Linked DNA regions of Homo sapiens: region 2 is linked to region 1. The links are chromatin contacts, found by POLR2A ChIA-PET in ENCODE. All regions are on one chromosome and are shown on one strand. The core of a region is the stretch at or near the end of the contact, and the rest is flanking DNA. Distances in the headings are between cores, read along the strand shown. Region 1 holds the start of KBTBD4 (kelch repeat and BTB domain containing 4). Region 2 overlaps PTPRJ (protein tyrosine phosphatase receptor type J).

Region 1 (3,036 bases), core at 1-2,500:
ACTCGCTGACATCCTGCAGCACAATCACCCGGTTGTGGGCCTCCTTCAGGTTGGAAGTGAACATGGATCGGAAGAAGCAGCTCTGAGCTGAGAGGACCAGCCGATGGAGCTGAAACTCCCGGCCTTCCACCGAAATGGTGACATCAGCAAAGAGCTCCTCCTCTAGACACAGTTTCATGATGCCTTGAGCCACACGGCCTGAATGTGACCGATCTTTGAAAGTGTAGTTCACAAAGTAGTTCTCATCCATGGATGCTCCAGGCTCCTCTGGTGATTCCATGCTAGCCAACTTCTCTCTCTGCCAGCTGTCTGCAAAGCAACACCATCTTGAGTAACCTGAGGAATTCACAGCCATAGTCTGTGAATCCAACTGTCCAACTCAGGGAGGGAAAAGGAAGAAGTGAGAGCAAAGTGGGTCCAGATTGGCCTTAGTCCTGGCCCTGTCCATGATGTCCCTGACGCTATCCTTTAACCAAATCTGGGTTCGTTATCCCCAGTGGCGCCCCTCCGCTAATGATATAAATAAAAGTTCCAACTCTGGGTGTTTTCCTGAGAAAACACGGAATAATTCCTTTCCATAATGTTAACAAAAGACTTGGGATTTAGGTCAATATATGAAAGCAAAGGGCTGGGAGAGGCCTGTGATCGTAAAAGCCTTACTAACCAAATAACTGGGGCATAAAACTAGTGAAGCTCAGGGGCAGTAGAATCAGACAAAAAGGACCCCTGGCCCCGGCCTAGTGGCCAGGTCCTCTCCTTCCCAGCGCATGGAGTTAAGACGCTCCATATGAAGCCTAGCCTGGGATATCCGTGGGTCTTACATTTGCTCTCTTCTGAGCTGCTTCCCCCACACTTCCCCGCTCGCTCGAAAGACTCCCTATGGCTGCGTCCCAGAACTTGAGTCCATCCGCCCCCAGGCCGGGGCACTGGGAGGCCCATCACCCTGTGCAATGTCCCCGCTCCACCTTGAGTCGTCTTGGAAACGGTCGCCAGGGAAACCGTTCTTCCCGCTCAGGCCCGCCCGCCCTCGTCAAAAGCTTGGCTCAGAGAGCGGGGGAGGGGTGTGTAGCGTAGAACCCAAAACGCCCGCCCCCTCCCCTCCTCTCACCCGCCTGGTTCTTCAGCGTCCTCGCCTTCTCTCTAGGCTCTGCCACAAGGAGCTAGGACCACGCTCACCTCACGATTTCCCTACCTGCCTGTCTCGCTTTCTCACCTGCGTTCCCTCCTTTCATCCCGGAGCCCGGAACCTCCGCTTCCGGCTCCACGTCCGCCCGGAAGAAGATCTGCTGCACACTTCCGTTTCCGGTCCGTGCCCTTGGGGCTCCGTGTCCTGCTGTCTTTCCGTCCGCTGCCTAGTCTGCATCTGAGTAACATGGCGGCGGCGGCGGTAGCCAGGCTGTGGTGGCGCGGGATCTTGGGGGCCTCGGCGCTGACCAGGGGTGAGCACGGGCAGCCAGCTGAGACCGGGGTCAGGCGCAGCGGCGTGCCCAGTGCAGAGAGCTCCTCAGGGCTCATCCCGCGCGTCTGTGCCTTTTATCTCCCTGTGCAGGGACTGGGCGACCCTCCGTTCTGTTGCTGCCGGTGAGGCGGGAGAGCGCCGGGGCCGACACGCGCCGTGAGTATGTGCGGGCAGCGCTCTTCTCTGAACTATCGGCGGGGCCCCTTAGATGCCTGTCCTTGCCCTAGGATGCCCTTCCCTACGTCCTCCTGGCAAATCTTGGAGATCTGACTTGCAGTGGTCTTCACCCTGCATGCAGAATCGAGCCCTCCCTGTGCCCTTAGGCCTGTTATGGCCCTGATTGTTCCTTGTCCATTTCAATCATCCCCTTTTTGTCTGATTAAACTGTCAGCTCTTTGAAAGCAAGCAATATAACCTTTAGGCCTCAGAGCCCTGTAATAATAGTACCTAGCGTTAATTGAGTGCTTAATGTGTGCCTGGAACCTCGCTAAGCGTTTTAGTGAATGATCTTATTTCGTCCTCACAACAGCCTTATGGGGTAGATAGCATCTTACTCTTCTTACTATAGATCAGGAAACAGTCCAAAGAATTAAACTGCCCAGGGTCAAAGACCTAGTGAATGACAAAGTAGGCCTGCCTGCTGCCAGAGGCAGAAACACCTAACCATTATTCTGTAGCTTGTGATGTGTGATTGCTCAGTGGTTTAGGGTTGCATGAATGAGTATGTACATATTATGTTACAGTCAAGATACACGGACTGGGAGTTAGGAGACCTGGCATTTCTCCTTTCCTGGGTTTTCTCATTGACACACACACACACACACACACACACACACACACACACACACACACCTGGGCCTCAGTTTTCTCATTGACACACACACACACACACACTTTTAAGGAGAGAGAGAGTCTGTGAGGGATCTTCAAGCCCTGAAGTTCTTAGCTTGAGAACCTGGTATAAACTTGCGTGCTAAGGAGCTACAGAGAGGCAAAAGTTCAGTTCCCATCCTCAAACAGCTCTTAGTCTGACAGGAGAACTGAGACTACTGCTTTAGCAGAAATGCAGGCAATGTGAGGGAAGAACTGTGGAGTAATTTTGAGAAGAGGTGAACACCCCAGCTGCTATAGTAAGAGTCTTTCTGAGGACCGTGTAGTTAAGGTGGCACTTTCCCCAAGTTTTCATCACTGTATTCCCTAGAAGGGAAACCTTTCACATGCACCTTTCTCAAGGTGCTTCAGGGAGCCTTTCCTGGATTTGACATCCCTTACAAGCCTAAGAGACTGCATGCAGGGCTGGCTTTTGCCTTCTCCATTTCTTTTTTAAATATGCCTTTTCCTTCCAGCCACTGTCAGACCACGGAATGATGTGGCCCACAAGCAGCTCTCAGCTTTTGGAGAGTATGTGGCTGAAATCTTGCCCAAGTATGTCCAACAAGTTCAGGTAATACTTACTAATGTTATTTGGGTCTGGGTCAAGAAAGAACCATGTTCGCAGGGCATGTGGGAGTGGGCAGACTTGTTTCAAAGAAACTACAGATTCCTCCATCCCAAGCTTGGACTTTTCTCTCAGCATT
Region 2 (5,182 bases), core at 2,620-5,119, 440 kb after region 1:
GACTTGATGAGCTTTGGATTTGAGTAAGTGACAGCCCCTTTTATTTCCTGCTTTGTTCTCTCCCAGGTACCAGTTGACCACAGTTTTCATTCATGCAAATGGAAGCTGACAGCTGCCCAGGGAGGGTTAGATACCTGGGAGGATAGAGCAGAGGCCCTCCTTCTCCCCGACCCCTCGCCTCTGCAGGCTGGTGGGGAGGGGGGCAGGGGAGTCGAGTTACCCTCTCTCCACGCTTTCTTCTTGTGTATGTGTGCGTGTACGTGCGTGTGTGTGTTGTGTGTGTGTGTCTTGGGGGATGGAGAACCCCTCTCAGGAGGGCCTGTGGAAAGGCTGGGGTAAGTGGAGTGAGCCCGTGGGTCCTGCCCTTCCAGGCTGCCAAGAGTTTAAGTTGCTGCCTCCCGGTCTCTGTGCCCTTTTCCTGCCTGTGGAAGGCCCTCTCTCTGTTTAGGAACGTGGATGTGGCAGGGGCTGGGCGGGCACTTGGCCTTTATAACAACAGAAGAGGATTTTCAGTGACGAGGAAGCATCCCGCCCTTCTGGTTCCCTGTCTTCCACCTGGCCCCACTGCGACAGCCTCTCCAGGCCTCTGACTTCACTAGAATCTGCCCCTCCACCCCACCTTCCCCCGAACCCCACCTCCTTTCTCTGAGCCTGAGAGGAGTTAATTGTGTTAGAGTGCACTGAGAAACCTCCAGGAAGGGGCCCTAGTCCCTGTGTTGCCTGTTCAGCAATCACATTTGCTCACGTCTAGAAAGTACAATATAATGACTCAGGTTAAGGGGTGAAAAAATGTGGTGGACATTTTGCCAGGGTACTGTGTTAACTGTTCCAAGGTATCACCCTGTGTGAGACTCAGGAACATTCAGTGTTTTGGTTTCCCCCCTATTGTACTGAATGCCGGCAGCTTTCCCCTTCTAATTATTTATCTTAATAATTTGAGGAAAGTTGATTTGCTTTTTAAAAACTGGCATCCAAGCGTACCCTATCGCACTGCACACAGCTGAGAGATTAAGGCAGTTCTTTAGAATTCCTAGTCCGTGTTGTGTACACAGCGATAGGCTGGGGTAGTGGTTCTGGGTGCAACTGGGGACAGGCGAGGAACCATAAATTTGGCAGGAAAGATTTGTGTTGGTACCCTGTTATATTTGCTTTGCATCACATATTGTTTAAAAAGAGCGATATTTTCGTTAAAGGAAAAGGAACTGTGTATTTGAGATAAGAAGTAGAATAAAATGAAATGAATAGTTGGGTTTCGTCCTGTGGCCTTCAAAATGGCGTTATTTCTGAGATCCCTGTTTCTATGCTGTTCCAGTATTTATACGGAACTTATAAAATACAAAGTATAGGCATGTCCCGAGATCCTGGCGAGGCTGTAATTTATAGTGTTGTTCTTTTTCTTTTGTTTTACAGAGCTGAGTTTGGTGAAACTTCAGGAGGTTTTAGCTAGTGGCGATCCAAAGACATTAAATATTGCTTTGTGGGTACGTCTCCACCTTGCGTCTTACTTGGTGACTGTTCAGTGGTAGGCAAATGTCAGAACCCAGTATGCAAATGTGGAAGTGGACAGATTTGAGTCAGTTATCTCAGCTGGTGTTATGAAATACGGAAATTTTTGGCGTTGGTGGTGGAGGGCGTTGGCATAGGAGGCGTGAATGCTCTTTGTTTCTTGCTGTTATGGGAGTATCTCTTGATTGCCCCATCATCTTGTTTGGTGTGGCCCCGTTTCCTTCTAGAAGTTGAGTTCCCTGGGCTTGTGAGAACCCTTGTACATCTGCCTCCATTAAACTCACATTTGGAGATCTCGTAAATGAACGCAGTGCAGTCCGGGGGCAGAGTGAAGGCTCAGACTGCAGCCGGACATGGCTCAGTTACCCTAGGTGGGTTAGCAGCTGAGCAGGTACTGGTCTCAAAACCCTCTGAAGCGAAGCTGCCTGTCGATTCCACAGTTGCCAGCTTCCAGCATGGAGCTTCTGGAAGTATCACGGACTGAGTTGGGTCCCAATGCTGGATGTCCCTACTCTTCCTCCTGCCCCTCCCACGTTTGGATGGGCAAATGCACTAAGAACAGCCCGTGGGCAAGTGAATGAAACCAAAAAGCAGCAAGGGATTTGGACAGTCCACCTCAGAGTATCTGACTTTATTTTGAGGGGCATGTGTCAGAGTTGGGTGAAGAAAGAGATTCTCAGATGGAGATAGAGAAAGATCCCCAAAAGGGCAGGCTGGCTACCAGTGATTTATTTTTATTTTTCTTACTTTTTTAAGAGAATGCAGGGCATTTTACTCTTCTGTGGTAGGAGAGTAGACTGGCCACAGCCCAGCCCAGAACCCTTAACAAAAGGTTAAGCTGCTGGGCATGGTGGCTCACGCCTGTAATCTCAGCACTTTGGGAGGCAGAGATGGGTGGATCACCTGAGGTCAGGAGTTTGAGACCAGCCTGTCCAACATGGTGAAACCCTGTCTCTACTAAAAATACAAAAATTAGCCGGGCGTGTTGGCATGTGCCTGTAATCCCAGCTACTGGGGAGGCTGAGGCAGGAGAATCGCTTGAACCCAGGAGGCGGAGGTTGCAGTGAGCCAAGATCACGCCATTGCACTCCAGCCTGGGCGGCAAGAGCAAGACTCCGTCCCTAAAATAAATAAATAAATAAATAAATAAATAAATAAATAAATAAATAAAATAAAATAAAATAAATAAAAAAAGAGGTTAAGGTTTATACGCAGGCCATTTCTAATAGATGTTATGGAAGCCCCAGGTTTTGGGGCATCAGGGTTGGAAAGGAAGCCAAAAATGGGTGTGTCCAAAGGACAGATGCATTGAGAATGGGTTGTAAAATTTCAGCCATTGTGTAGATTAACCAGCACGGCACCCTGCCCCTCAGCCATTGTGTAGATTAAGGAGCACTGCACCCTGCCCCTCCTCCCCCAAGCATGCAGCACCTGAGAAAGAAATCTGACAAAGATGCTTTAATATGAGTCTAGCGCTTTGAGCCTTTCATTGTCATCTCCAGTGCAATTGTCTGTGGGTTTTGTTTTGTTTTGTTTTGTTTTTTCATTTTTATTGGACTTTGCTTTGCCTTTTAAGGGAAACTCTGGATGATATACTTCATTATTTCACTTGTCAGATGGTTAGTAATATGGTATTGCCATTCCTGACCTAAGGCAGCAAGTGATTCCTTCTGGCAAACTCTTTAAGAAACATGGGCATGGAGCCTGGCTGCCTGAGTTCAAACCCCTGCTCTGCTGCTTACCAGTTGGGTGACCTTGGTCAAGTTACTTAATCTCCGTGCCTCAATTTCCTACTCTGTAAAATGGAGATAATAATAGAACCTGTGTCATTACATTATTGTGGGAATTAAATGTGTTAGTCTACGAAGAGGGGTGCCTCAGGCCCATGGTAAATTTTATGTAAGTGTTGGTTGTATATAAGATGATGAAGTCCGGGCGCGGTGGCTCATGCCTGTAAATCCTAGCACTTTGGGAGGCCGAGGCAGGCAGATCACCTGAGGTCAGGAGTTCGAGACCAGCCTGGCCAACATGGAGAAACCCCGTCTCTACTAAAAATACAAAATTAGCCAGGCCTGGTGGTGCATGCCTGTAATCCCAGTTACTCAGGAGGCTGAGGCAGGAGAATCGCTTGAACCTGGGAGGCAGAGGTTGCAGCGAGCCGAGATCGTGCCATTGCATTCCAGCCTGAGTAACACGAGCAAAACTCCATCTCAAGAAAAAAAAAAAAAATTAAGATGATGAAGATGCAGCGTGGGGCCATGAGAAGAGTCCTGGTCTGGTGAGTTTGGAAACCTGGCTTCTGGCCTGTTTCTAACACTGTATGTCCTTGGGCCAGACCCTTTCCCCTGGGGTGCTGATTTCACACCTGTAAAATGAAGAAGTTTGACTTGCACAGTGCTTTTCTTAGACTGTGGTAAGGGGTGGATGTGGGGGTAGTGCCAAGACCAAGTGAAAGAGGCTTCTGGACCTCCATCCTTGCTTCAGCCAGAGCAGCGTGGGTTCATTTCATTTTTGGATTTTGGTTTGTGGGAAGAAAGGGTTCTCTTGCCGGTGTGTGTGTTTCTGATAAACAAAGAAGTGTGGAAGTGGCTGAATGAGATGACCCAAGGACTCTTTCTGGGAAGATGCAGGAGGAAGTAGGTGAGCTGAGGGGAAGCTGGTGGGGATAGGCCTGGTGGGGCCTGGGGAGAAGGATTTGAAGGCTCAAGTCACACGGTGCAGGATGGGACTCAATATAGGGTGGGATAGGGCGGTGGGTAAAAGCCGTTACAATTTTGTCCAAATGGTATGGGCTGATTTACTTATTAGGGAGGTACAAATGGCTTCGTGTTATAAAGTGTCAAGATCCTTATTTGGATAAGGCAACCAGAGTGTAGACGAGAGAGTAAGAGTAAGAAAACAAGGAGAAAAATGAGTGTCTTAAGGATGTAGAAATTTAGTTTGCTGGAAGTCTCTGCAGCCTGAACAAAACAGCTGTTAGGTTTGCCAGAACTTAAACCAGAGGGTGCCTGCCAGTGGTTCATATTCTTGCTACCTCTTCCTCCTCTTGTCTTGTTTTTCCTTTCCATTCTAATAATCACGATGAGTTTCCCTGACATGCACGCCCCTTCATTCATTTGTATGATCACTTAGAGATGAGGAGCTGCCTTGCCAGGTAGAAAAACCATTCTCAGGATGAATCTTTGGCTTTCTGAATCAGAGTTTTCTTTGGGTTTTAGAACTTCATTCTTATTAAAGTGGGAATTTACCGGCCGGGTGCGGTGGCTCATGCCTGTAATCCCAGCACTTTGGGAGGCCAAGGCAGGCCAATCGTGAGGTCAGGAGTTCGAGACCACCCTAGCCAATATGGTGAAACCCCGTCTCTACTAAAAATACAAAAATTAGCTGGGTGTGGTGGTGCGCGCCTGTAGTCCCAGCTACTTGTGAGGCTGAGGTAGGAGAATCACTTGAACCTGGAAGGCAAAGATTGCAGTGAGCCGAGATCACACCATTGTACTCCAGCCTAGGCGACAGAGTGAGACTCGGACTCAAAAATAAATAAATAAATAAATAAATAAATAAATAAATAAATAAATTGGAATTTAATATCTCTTATCATTTCTTCAATTCCAGTTTTTATTAGATCCACAACTTTTTTGGTCAAAACCAGAATTTTGATTATGTGTGCCATCCTAGG

Evidence for each region. ChIA-PET counts read pairs that join two places held with the same protein, here RNA polymerase II (POLR2A).
Region 2: POLR2A ChIA-PET joins it to region 1 with 10 read pairs in activated B cell. The contact joins the enhancer-like site here to the promoter of KBTBD4 in region 1. POLR2A ChIA-PET finds 5 or more read pairs at or near these places in 4 of 52 experiments (B cell, Panc1, activated B cell and 1 more).

The regions. Positions count from the first base shown.
Region 1 is chr11:47,577,720-47,580,755 of GRCh38, forward strand. It overlaps KBTBD4 (kelch repeat and BTB domain containing 4), which reads right to left and starts at 1,251. Exons shown (of 4, transcript NM_018095.6): 1 at 1,214-1,251; 2 at 1-309. The coding sequence starts at 1,232. NDUFS3 (NADH:ubiquinone oxidoreductase core subunit S3) reads left to right here and starts at 1,355. Exons shown (of 7, transcript NM_004551.3): 1 at 1,355-1,439; 2 at 1,550-1,615; 3 at 2,806-2,903. The coding sequence starts at 1,373. RefSeq lists enhancers at 810-1,469, 1,162-1,401, 1,470-2,128 and a silencer at 2,870-3,036.
Region 2 is chr11:48,018,747-48,023,928 of GRCh38, forward strand. The region is part of intron 1 of PTPRJ (protein tyrosine phosphatase receptor type J); the gene reads left to right. Among named protein-coding and RNA genes, the nearest start is that of PTPRJ, 41 kb to the left of the region's middle. RefSeq lists a silencer at 630-679 and an enhancer at 1,760-1,819. Within about 2 kb of position 3,870, at least 3 of the 41 ENCODE cell types and tissues checked have a DNase peak (open chromatin) inside an H3K27ac peak, as active enhancers do; they include B cell, where a contact is called at or near this core.